2 separate regions of the Homo sapiens genome follow, and region 2 is linked to region 1. A link is a contact called in ENCODE Hi-C or POLR2A ChIA-PET data. All regions are on one chromosome and are shown on one strand. The core of a region is the stretch at or near the end of the contact, and the rest is flanking DNA. Distances in the headings are between cores, read along the strand shown. Region 1 overlaps ALPK2 (alpha kinase 2). Region 2 overlaps NEDD4L (NEDD4 like E3 ubiquitin protein ligase).

The links. Hi-C counts contacts between places; a loop is a spot of excess contacts on that map. ChIA-PET counts read pairs that join two places held with the same protein, here RNA polymerase II (POLR2A). Pooled maps may share reads with other maps.
Region 2: a map of naive thymus-derived CD4-positive, alpha-beta T cell shows a loop between it and region 1 (6-fold over the local background). The contact joins two enhancer-like sites. A Hi-C loop is called at or near these places in 3 of 168 maps with a recorded cell type or tissue (naive thymus-derived CD4-positive, alpha-beta T cell, posterior cingulate gyrus and prostate gland), 1 of 37 single-sample maps with no recorded cell type and 9 of 50 pooled maps. POLR2A ChIA-PET finds 5 or more read pairs at or near these places in 1 of 52 experiments (activated naive CD4-positive, alpha-beta T cell).

The regions. Positions count from the first base shown.
Region 1 is chr18:58,492,386-58,497,766 of GRCh38, reverse strand. All of the region lies in intron 12 of ALPK2 (alpha kinase 2), which reads left to right. Among named protein-coding and RNA genes, the nearest start is that of MIR3591, 44 kb to the right of the region's middle. RefSeq lists a silencer at 3,749-3,798 and enhancers at 3,575-4,074, 4,075-4,576. Within about 2 kb of position 4,049, at least 11 of the 41 ENCODE cell types and tissues checked have a DNase peak (open chromatin) inside an H3K27ac peak, as active enhancers do.
Region 2 is chr18:58,301,817-58,307,403 of GRCh38, reverse strand. The region is part of intron 5 of NEDD4L (NEDD4 like E3 ubiquitin protein ligase); the gene reads right to left. Among named protein-coding and RNA genes, the nearest start is that of MIR122HG, 140 kb to the left of the region's middle. Within about 2 kb of position 3,848, at least 3 of the 41 ENCODE cell types and tissues checked have a DNase peak (open chromatin) inside an H3K27ac peak, as active enhancers do.

The DNA.
Region 1 (5,381 bases), core at 2,800-5,299:
GCATTACTTGGATGCCTTTTAACTGGGAATATTCCGTTCTTTTACATTTAATATCTTCACTATTAAAAGCTTCTTTGAAAAAAAATTTTTTTTGCAATTGAATGCAGTGAATTCAATTTGTATATTTTAAATTAATTTTTCTCCAAAAAGTATTTTAGGCAGCTCACAGACCCCCATGATGATAATCATAGGAGGCAATGTCTCTGGCAGAGCTGTGATTAGTTACCTGTTTTTGATGATGGCTTTATTTTTCTAATACAGAGTGGTGCTTTGCTTAGTGTGAGGCACACACAGATGATGCTATGATCACATTTTACTGGGGCATCTTTTTAACAAGCTGCCCCTTCCCACTTCTTTACTTGACTGCCACTGAGGAGAAAGCCAGCCATTTGTTGTTCTTGGTGAAGATGCAATTCTGTGTTGGAACCACCATCGCCTTTGCCCACTCCTGCTCTTCCTACGTACTAAGACCATCTGTAAGGGGGAGGAAAAGAGAGCTCATGACTTTTGGAGGGGATGGCTTCTATTTCAAAATGTAGGTTTTATTAGTATGAGGTATCGTAAGGTCAACAGATCAGGAGATAGTTGCCATTGAAAAGCTAGTTTGTTACTTGCAGCTGCCAAGAGGGGGCACCAGGCCACCAGGGGCCATCTAAGAAGCAGCAGGGCCAGTTGGGAGGCAGAGGAAGTGAGGGGAAAATGCAGGCAAGAATATTATGGTTTATTCGGGAAGGAATAGGTGAGGGAGGATAAACAGTCCTAGGATTGGCTAATTTGACATTTTCCAGCAGTCTCTGGGACATAGGGCTGGCCCTAGTGTCTGGTACCTGCACTGGGGTGATTAGGGCAGGTGGACAGTGGCCCCAGTATGAGAGACCACAGAGGGGGTATTAGGGGTGTGGCTCTGGATTGGTTGGTTTGCATATATATGAAAGGCTCTCTGGAAGGTGATCATTTACTCTCTCTAGGAATATGGCAGCCCTGAGAGGAGTAAAGTCTCTCCAGGGCCAGTAAGGCACAAGATGTCAAAGCATCAGAAACACAGAAAATAAAGTGGTGGGATGAATCCAGCTTCCTTTCCCAAGGCTGAGAACAACTTATCCGTGGGAGCTTTCTGGTTACTTCAGACCATCAGTGTCAGCCACGATCCAACAAATATGCTAATTTTCAGCTTCAATAAAGGACAGAGAGAAGTAGAGGAATCTGAAAAAGTAGGAAGGGGATCGCTCTTTCTTTTAACCTCCAGGTCAGTAAGTCTGATTCATGAAGTTCTCGCCGATTGCACAAAGCTTCCAGTTGGGTTTTAGAACCAGAATGCGGTTTGGACCTTTTCCCTGGGATGGCTCAGTGATGATGAAGTTTTATGTTGGAACTGTCTCCAGGCTTCTCCCCTGTGCTCACCAGAGACCTGGCTGGCATACACTTCAGGGAATTGGGTATGTTCTTGGGCTTGTGAAGACAGCGCATTAGGAGGGATTATGATGTAGTGGGGAGGAAGGAACGAGGGATTTAGAGCGAGACCCAGTTCATACCCTGATGCTGCTGCTTCCATTTCTCCTGATAGTAGCCTCGCTTCTTGGCATCGTAGGAATTTGCCTAGCCTACCTGATGAGGGGGATGAACGTCTATTGCAGTTTCCCCATGATGGTACCATTTTATGCCTGATGTCCTCACATCCCATACGCTTTAGCATTGATCCTGAACAAGTGTACCCATTTAGAAGATAAATTATATGGTGCCCTATTTATGGAGGCTTCTGGACCCCAGAAGGATTTTCCAAACGGAGCCTTCCTTTCCAGGCTCCATGTGTTCTGCAGAACCTTGCAGATGCAAGCATCCGCCAGCCCTAGTTTGAATCCTGGCTTCTCGTCATACCAGCTGTGTGACTGTGGGCATGTGACTAAGTTCTTAAAGTCAGTGATGTACAGCATGGGGACACTCCGGCTTGCCCTGAGTATTCCCCCAGTTAATCTACACCTAGCCCCTGAAACTGGAAGTGAGCTAGATAAATATTAGTTTCCCTTCGCTCCTCATGTCTTAGCCTGACACCAGAGTAGGCAAATTTCGTGCTGTTATTTAGAACAACTCTCTACCAAAACAAAGAAGAAACCTGCCCAAGAAGTTTCAAAAATGAAGATGGTCATGATTATTGAAGACATCTTTTAAATTCAAGTCAACAGCTTCCAGGAACCCAGACCGACTGGGAGCTTCAAGTGGTACATTTTTTCCCCTCCTGATTTAAAAAGAAATCCAATCCTTTGGTTTTGTTCTCAGCTTTAATGTGACTTATCTGGCCCGGGACAGCTGCCCAAGACCCATTAGAAGCACTGACGGCTGGAGCCCAGTGCAGAATGCTGTCTATAAAGTATTACTTACTCATTGCCTTCCCACCCAAGGAGAGGCCAGGGAGCAGGAGCTGGGAGAGGAGGAGATTCTGAAGTGTTTGAGAGCTTTGGCAGGGATATTAGATCTTCTTGTCTTTTGTTTTTTAAAAACTTTTCTTTAAACGTTACCTTTTTAAGCCACAGTCTTTTTCCCAAAAGAAATATATCTTACAATCACAGTTTGAAAAACTGATGAAAAGGTAAAACTTCTCCAAACAGAGCATAAGAGGTGGTTGAGAGACCTCTTTAGAGGCTCCTGGGAACCCCTCTGGAGTGGAAACCAGTGATCAAGCCCGACCTCCTCACTTCACAGGTGAGGAGGCATGGGGCATGGGGCATGGGGCATGGGGCAGCCTGCTTGCTGGCAGGAGTCAAGAAGTCTTTCCTGCTTGAAGTCAGCACCCCAAAGTGAACGGCAGATCCTCAATGCTGGGAGGCGAGGCACAATTGAAAAAGTTCTCCAGTGAATGTCAAAGCTGCAAAAGGGAGATAACTCATGAGGACAGACTTGGAAAGGGCTCAAGTTCAAGGGCACTCTGCAGACAGGAAAGTCCAGGTGGGAGGCAAATGAGCTGGGGAAGAAAGGAAGGCGAGCATCGCAGACTGCAGACAGCAGGAGAGAAGATGGAGGAATAAGGGTTGATCGAGCAAGTTCTCTTGATTCTTAGCAAGCAACTGTGAGTGAGCTTAGTTCATTCATGATGCAAAGGGAGAGTCGCAAGTTCTATGGGGGGGCTGGTACCTGGCAGGGTTCAGCTGGGGGAACAGCACCACCATAAGAAGCAGTGCTCCGTGTGTCATTTAAAAAAAAAAATTCCCATATGTCTCAATCAGGACCATATATTTGGCTGCTGACACCCCAGTCATGCAACCTGTTTTGCTGTCTTGTTCAATGAAGTCAAAGGCTATGATCCTATTTCAGGAGTAATTACTCTAATCTCATAAAATAAAATAGAGAATTGTCATGACTTACTCATTTTAATTCAACTTTACTTCATTGTATGTTCCTTTTAACAGGAGTATGTCATATTTCTCTTGGGAGCCAGAGATATAATTATGTCTGGAAACACATCCCCTGTGCCTCAGCCACCTCAATCTTTTGGCAAATGTTGAGTACAAAAATTTCAGGTTACAAAGTATGGCAAGTAAGATTGTTTTGACATCCAGTAATCCATTTTCTAGATAGACCCAAGATACTAACCCGTTGAACAAATTTCTAATTGGAAATTACACAAGGAAAAAAGGCCTAATTTTATAACTGGAGATTTGGAAACGTAACCTAACCAACTCCAGACCGATCTAAAGCCATGCGTGCAGTGGAGCCGAACTGCAAACTCATGCTTCTCTCCAGCCAGTCGGGGAGTTCCCGGGGAGGCGACGAGATTGCAGTTCAACCACCAGAGGGCACCAGAACCAATACTTTGCCCTTTGTAGTCTCCCCTAAAAAGCCAATTTCCTGTTGCCAGATTGAAATAAAACAAAGAAAAGTACCATTAGCAGATTTCTTCCCTGGCAGTAAGCATTAGACCAAAATAAGATTAATATGGACAGCCGTAAAGGACACCCCTCGCAGTGGCTGCCAGCCAGCCTTGCATCTTTCTACCCTCGGAGGAAGGAACGACGAGGCTTAAGGATGTGTGGCTTGTGTCAAGCGTCCCTGACATGGAAGCCAAATTCCCGAGACCCTGGACAGAAGCCTGGATGATTCATTCATGTAGCAGGAGGACAGTTGCCTTGAGAAAGCAGGCTCCATTGGGGTCTGCGTGCCTAGCTCTGGTCCTGGCCATGAACAGGAGAAAAGATCAAAATAGACTCCCACACTCGGCCAAGCTGAGTTCCAAAAGAAAGGCTCTGCCTTCAATGCCCACAAGCAGATGGAGGGGACGGCAGCCACCTGGGATGCTTTGCCCAGTCACAAGGCCGAGCCACCACCGTACCTGGAGAGGAAGCGCCAAAACAAACTTGGAGGTGGGAAGAAACAATCTAATCCGAAGAAACACGCCCCGAGAATAGGCTTATGTGCATGAGTGGTGACTCCAGGCAGACTATTTAAAGCAATGCATGAGTCTGCCAGGAGAGGAAACAAAGGGACATTGGAACAGAATTCCTGATGCCTTTAAAGTGTCTCATAGCAGGGCCATGTCACTATAGAACACCAAACATTTCAGCTGAGTCCCCAATGCCAGGCATCAGCGGACCAATCTCACAGGCCTGTCAGCTTGAGAAAGGCAATTTTATGCCCCAGATAGCTCCTGTCCCCGCCTGCCACAGGGTCATCTGTCCTGGAAGGCCACCTGCATCCCATCTTCATCCGGTCAGCCCATTCTGTAGTAGGGCTGGCTGGCCCGCTGGCTGATTTATGTGGCCAGTCTTTGCCATTAAGGAAGTTTGGAGGCTGGAGGGAAGTCTGAAGGGAACAGTGGTGATTTTCGCAGTTTTTGGCAAGGCAGACCCTACTATAGCAGTGCTCTCAGTGTATGGGGGAGTCTCCCAGGCCCAACAGAGCCAGCCAGGACATGCCCCCTCCATGGAGGGACTAGCACAGCAGTATCCTGGCCTCTACCCAGAAGTCTTACAAAGGACAGTTCTGTTGAAATGTCTGGAATTGGGATCCATGGGTTCCTCCCACTCCTGACCCTATTCCCTAGTTGTCCCTCTGCCCAGTCCATTCCCCAGGACCTGAGGACTCAGGGACAGGTGCTGCATCGCTTGTCATCCAGCTTCAGAGATGAATCTGAACAGAGAGAACGTCTAGAGAAGTCTGGTAGATTCGAGATCACCCCTGCAGGACAGACTGGTGGCCAGTAGGAGACAGAAGCACGAGGCAGGTACAGGGATGGCTGAGAGGGTTGGGGTGACAGAGCCTGAGTGGACAGCATGGGGTGAAGACCAGAATAGACAAGAAAAAGGTTATCACTGCCTTCAGGAAGGTCTAAGCCAATGTAGTGTCACCAGGTGGGAGCCTCATGACAGATCAGAGAGGGAATGTGCTGCCAA
Region 2 (5,587 bases), core at 2,599-5,098, 190 kb after region 1:
ACGAAAAATTAGGCTCACAATTTAAAGGGTGAGAAAAATGGGATTTATTGGACAAAAAGGAAAAAAAGGAAAGCAGGAACTCTCCACCAAGCTGGAGTCCTGCTAGTGTGCTTCCTGCCTCGCAGACTGAATCCTAGGTACCATCCAAGAAGACGAGGGGCCAGGCTCCTCCCTGCTGCAAATGGCTCCAACTTCCCAAGGCTCCACCCCAGTGCGCACTCCTCCCAGTGTGCGGGTCGGTCAGAGGCTCTCCCGGGGAGCCATTTCCACCTGGCTGTCTCAGATCCTTTCCTCCTTTAGCCATATTTTGGCTGAAATCACATCTCTGCCCAGTGGACTCCACCAAAGTTGGCTGGGGGAAAAGCTCCAGCTTTACTCTGGGGAGAAACTCAGGATTGCAAGGAATAACAAGCCAACCTGTAGCTCATCTATCATGTGCCAAACACTGCTATAAGGAGGTTAAGAAACTTGCCTGGGCATGGTGGCTCACGCCTGTAATCCCAGCACTTTGGGAAGCTGAGGTGGGTGAATCACCTGAGGTCAGGAGTTCGAGAACAGCCTGGCCAACATGGTGAAACCCGGTCTGTACTAAAGTACTAAAAATACAAAAATTAGCCGGGCGTGGTGGCGGTTGCCTGTAATCTCAGCTACTTGGGAGGCTGAGGCAGGAGAATTGCTTGAACCCAAAAGGCAGAGGTTACAGTGAGCTGAGATTGCACCATTGCACTCCAGCCTGGGTGACAAGAGCAAAATTCCATTTCAAAAAAAAAAAAGAAGAAAGAAACTTGCCCAAAGTCATAGAGCTAGTAGGTAGTGGCCCAAACATGAACCCAGGCAGTCTTCCATCATGATGCAGAACCTGTACTTCATGTACCAGAGTTGTAAGGAAAACATGAACAGGCTCCCCGAATCCCTCCTCAAAAATCCTAGTATGCTATGCTGCCATCCCCAACTCCATATCCCCTCATGGATTATGCTTGCCAAATCTTGCCATGTGCCCTTCCTTCCTCATCTATATTTTAATATAAAAATGAAATGAGTAACGTATGAGCTTGAAAGAGAAAACAAATGGAATTGAATAGTTTTTATTCTTTTACTTCACCCCCCTCATCTCCCCCACCCCTGATATCTTTTAAAGCAGAGCTCTTCAAACTGGAGCATGCACAGCTCTGGGGATATACAAAGACATTCCAGGGGACTTGGACATGGACAATTCTAGAGAAATCATTTTCTAGATCCTTCCATATGTCCTCTTCCTTGAAACCGATCTGGCATGAGAACAGTGCTTGCCTTCTGTGGCTCTCCTTTCCTGCTTACCCTTTCTAAATCACAACCCTCCATCCCTGCCTTTCCAAAGAAAGACATACTCCTCACCCTTCTTGAATCATACACCATGGTCCACTTTGCTGGGTATAAAAGCCACTGGAGGACAAAATAATGAAGGAACAGAATCTATCATAAAGTCAAACTATTAACTAGGTTGTTATAAAAACATTTCCCTGAAAACTTCTAAGTAGTTAAAGCTAAGTCTCCCGGCTCCCTCCCCTCCCCACCCGACACAACAATTTTAGATGACAGCAATGGAAAAGAAAAATTCCTTCTTTCCACACACCAGCTTGATGAGAAAAGTGTGGAGAGGAAAACTTCAAAACTTTGTAAAACAAATTAAACCAAAGATTATATGTATTTTGAACGTATACCATATAAAACAAGGATGTCCAAGGATGAGGAGAAACTTCCATTAACTAGATTTCGGAGTCTAGCAGGTGCTCGTTTAGGCAGAGAGTATGGGCCTCCTTCTCCCTACAATCCACTGAAGACACACTGAGAAACAGGGCCCAACTCACTCTTTTTCTAGTCTCTTTATGACAGAGTAACACCAGCAGGTACTGGAGCAGAATGCGCAGCACTGAGGTGTGCCATTAACCAGAGGTGCCCAGGCTGCTTAGACACTGGAATCCCTGCAAAGTTCTCAAATCACTGTACCCAGGCCTCACCTCAGAAAATTAAATTTCTGGTGGAGGGGCTCAGTTGTAGGTGTGATTTAAAAGCCCTCTATCTTATTCTAATTTTTGGCCAGGGCTGACAACCACTGGGTGAAGCTACCCGTTTTCCTTGTTCACAAAAGAGAAACTATAATTACTTATTAAACTAGTGGAGTGACACTGATCAGCAAACTGATACTAAATTGCAATCTCAGAGTATATGATAGGTTCCCCTCCTTCTCCAGCTCTCCTCACTTGTGCCTCTGCTGTTCTCCTAAATGAGAAATCGCTGGGCCCATTTACATATGGAGGTAAAAATAACTGCCTGGGCCCGGAATGCAGATGGGATGCAGAAGATGGTGCATTTCTGGCTGCCCCTGTTTGGAACCCTAGCCCTCTGGCCTGATAGGGCTGGGATATTAATAGGAGTAAGATTCACAGGTGCACAAAGCACAGGGATTTCACTGGTCATAGCCAAGGGATATCTGGCTGCCACTCTAACACTGGGGCTAAAAAGACAAATCCCATTTCAAAATAGAACCAGAGAATGTGATCTTTAGGAGGGACCTCAAAAGTCATTTAGTGCAACATACATCTTAGGCTTGTATCCTCATCCATCCCCTCTTTCAAGTGGTTGCTCACCCTGCTTAGCTTTGAACATCATCAGTGATGGGGAGCTAACTACATAATGGGTTTGTGGAAAGCGGATGGGTTTTGGACATATAGATGGCTAGTTTAAAATCCCATGTCTATCTAGAAGTAGCTGAACAACCAAAGGAAGGTTTCTCAATCACCAAAGGCCAATCTCATCCAAAGTGAGGATAAAAACCACTTTATCTTGCACAGTCATTGATATTACATGGGAAAATTAGATTCAACAAATGTTCTTTCTTTCTTTTTTAATTGAGACAGAGTCTTGTTATGTTGCCCAGGCTGAAGTGCAGTGTCACAAACATAGCTCACTGTAGCCTCAAACTCCTGGGTCCAAGCAATCCTCCCACTTCAGCCTCCTGAGTAGCTAAGACTACAGGCATGTACTACCACATCAGGCTAATTTTTTTTTTTTTTTTTTGTAGAGACAGGGTCTTGTCCAGGTGGTCTCAAAGTCCTGGGCTTAAGTGATCCTCCCACCTCGGCTTCCCAAAGTGCTGAGATTACAGGTATGAGCCACTGCCCCTGGCCAATAAATGTTACTTCTGACTAGGGTATCTCAAAGTCAGCATCATTAACATTTGGAGCTAGATAATTCTTTCCGTGAGGGCTGTCCTATGCTTCGTAAGGTATTTGGAAGCATCTCTGGCTTCTGCTCACTAGATATAGCAGCAACTCTCACCCCTCAGTTTTGTGCAATCCAAAACTGTCAAACGTCCCTGGGAGGCAGGTGTGGGGTCAGGGGGAAGAAGTGCTCCCAGTTGAGGACTACTGTCCAATCCTACTCCCTCCCCTCCACTCTGGAAGGTGTCCATTCCATCTTTGGGCAACTCTATAAGAATGTTCTAGTAATCTGGTGTTCATTTTTCTTTAACTCCTATCTCCTTGAAACATCAAAAGAAAAGTAATGTAAGTTTCTGTAACCAGAAAGTGGCAGGACTAGGATTTCAACCAGAATCTCTTCCATGCTAACACTCAAGAGTGAAACAGTTATTTGTTTCCACTATTTCTTAGTGGCTAATCTCTACCACGGGTCAGGATGGCTTAATTTGAAGAAAGTTACATCCTTATCCTCTAGCTGCTTTTCCTTTTGCCCCCAGAGTACTTAGAAAAAGATCAGCAAGCAAAGCTCCATGTACCAGAGTATTTCCTTATTAACGGGTAAAACAGAGAGTGTGACATAGTTCACTATGTGGCTGCCAGGGAAATCCCCAAGAAGCTGAGACCAAAGGCGGAGCTCCTTGCAAGACTGAGTTGTGTTTAAGATCAAGAGCAAAAGTTACACAGTTTCCAGAATAAGGAGCCAGGCTACATAGGGCTATTAATGGGAACACACAGTGGGGCTAGCATCAAAGCCAGGAAAGCCCAGGAACATGAGAGAGGAAATGTGAGGGTGCTTTAGAGAAAAGCCCAGAGGAGCAAAATGCCCCAAATATTCACTTCAATGTCGTGTCAAAAGCCTTCAACAATCAAACTACCAAAAACAATAAGAATGAGCATCCTAGGCACCAACCTTTGACTCTTTATGTCTCAAAACACAAGATCAACCTGGGAGAGAAAAGTTCCATTCATTACTCATGACTTTTTCCAAGAATCACTGTGTACATGGGCTACAATTCAAGTGCCCATGCTTGCAAGAAGTGGTTGTGCACCTCTGCCATTTGGAAAACCCACCAGGATGAGTCAAGTAAGGCCCCAGGAGCAGGGCTGCCCAGTGCTGACGGCAGGTGTCTACTTCACTTTTGCATTCTGATGCCTCTCTTGCCTCACCCTAGTCTCAGTCCTGAAATCCACTTCTGTTGCACTGCATGCCCTCTACTGACGACTACAAGGTAGAAGAGATGAGGAAAGCACTATCTCCAAGAAGTACATCACCTCGAAGCATGTGTTCAAAGTCACAGGTGGAGATCTGAAGTACGCCGTGGGAGGGGTCCTCCCAGGCCTGGGGCATGGAGCCTTGGGTACTGTTGCTTGCTGGGAAAGAGCTAGCTAAATGGGCACCAATCCTTCCCTGGACAAGGGTCCTCATCTGGAAAATGGGGCTAAGACCATCTGCGTGTTCTATTTCATAAACTGGTACATATCTCAGATGTCAGGGTATATGAAAGGCTGCTGCAAGTTACTATTGAATGTTATTAAGCTACTGTCAATATTTTAAATTGACTGTTGAGAAATAGGAGTAGTAGTGGGTCCCTGCCAAGGCTGGCCAACTGGAAAGCATACAGTTATTTTCAGAAAGCCAGTGGTTCAATTCATCTGGTCTCCAATGAAGGAACTGTTGTGTTGCAGAGTTCAGTGTGTGCAATTTGAGAAACCCTGTTCTATTCTGTGAGGACAAAGTATATGAACGAGCTTTAAAAAAAGTGGGATGGAATGTTAGAAAGTATCCCTTAAAAAATAATTTCATAAAGCAATGAAAGGTAGCATAAGGAGCAAGATGCAAGACTAAATAAGGCTAAAAAACGTGCTCTAACCTCAAAACGGGGACACTCTCTTGGGATTTTAGAAATGACTTCTTTTTTTCCCCTTTAAAACATTATCTAGTGGGAAGCTATTCACCAATGTGTATACATGATACACTGAAGAGGCCATTTACGTATATGCTGGTTGTATGAAACATGAAGCCTATAATCCCAAAGAAAATTGTGTCATCAACAGTAATCCTCAGGCTAGACGACAAAAGATTCCGAAATCTACAAAGTAACTGGGATACCAAGCAGCACTAACCCAGGAGCTTCAGTTACATTCTCTCACTATGCTGAAGTTCTTAGTGAATCCCCCTATCACCGGGGCAGGGGCAACAAGGGGATGTGATGCGTTCCATCACACTTCCAAGTGCACACTGGTGGGCACCTCCATAGGGCGCCTGTAGGGAATCAAAGGGCATGGCACCAGTGGTAACTCACCTCTGATGACAGAGCTGGGCTTGGGGCCTGGGCACAGTTTCTTGG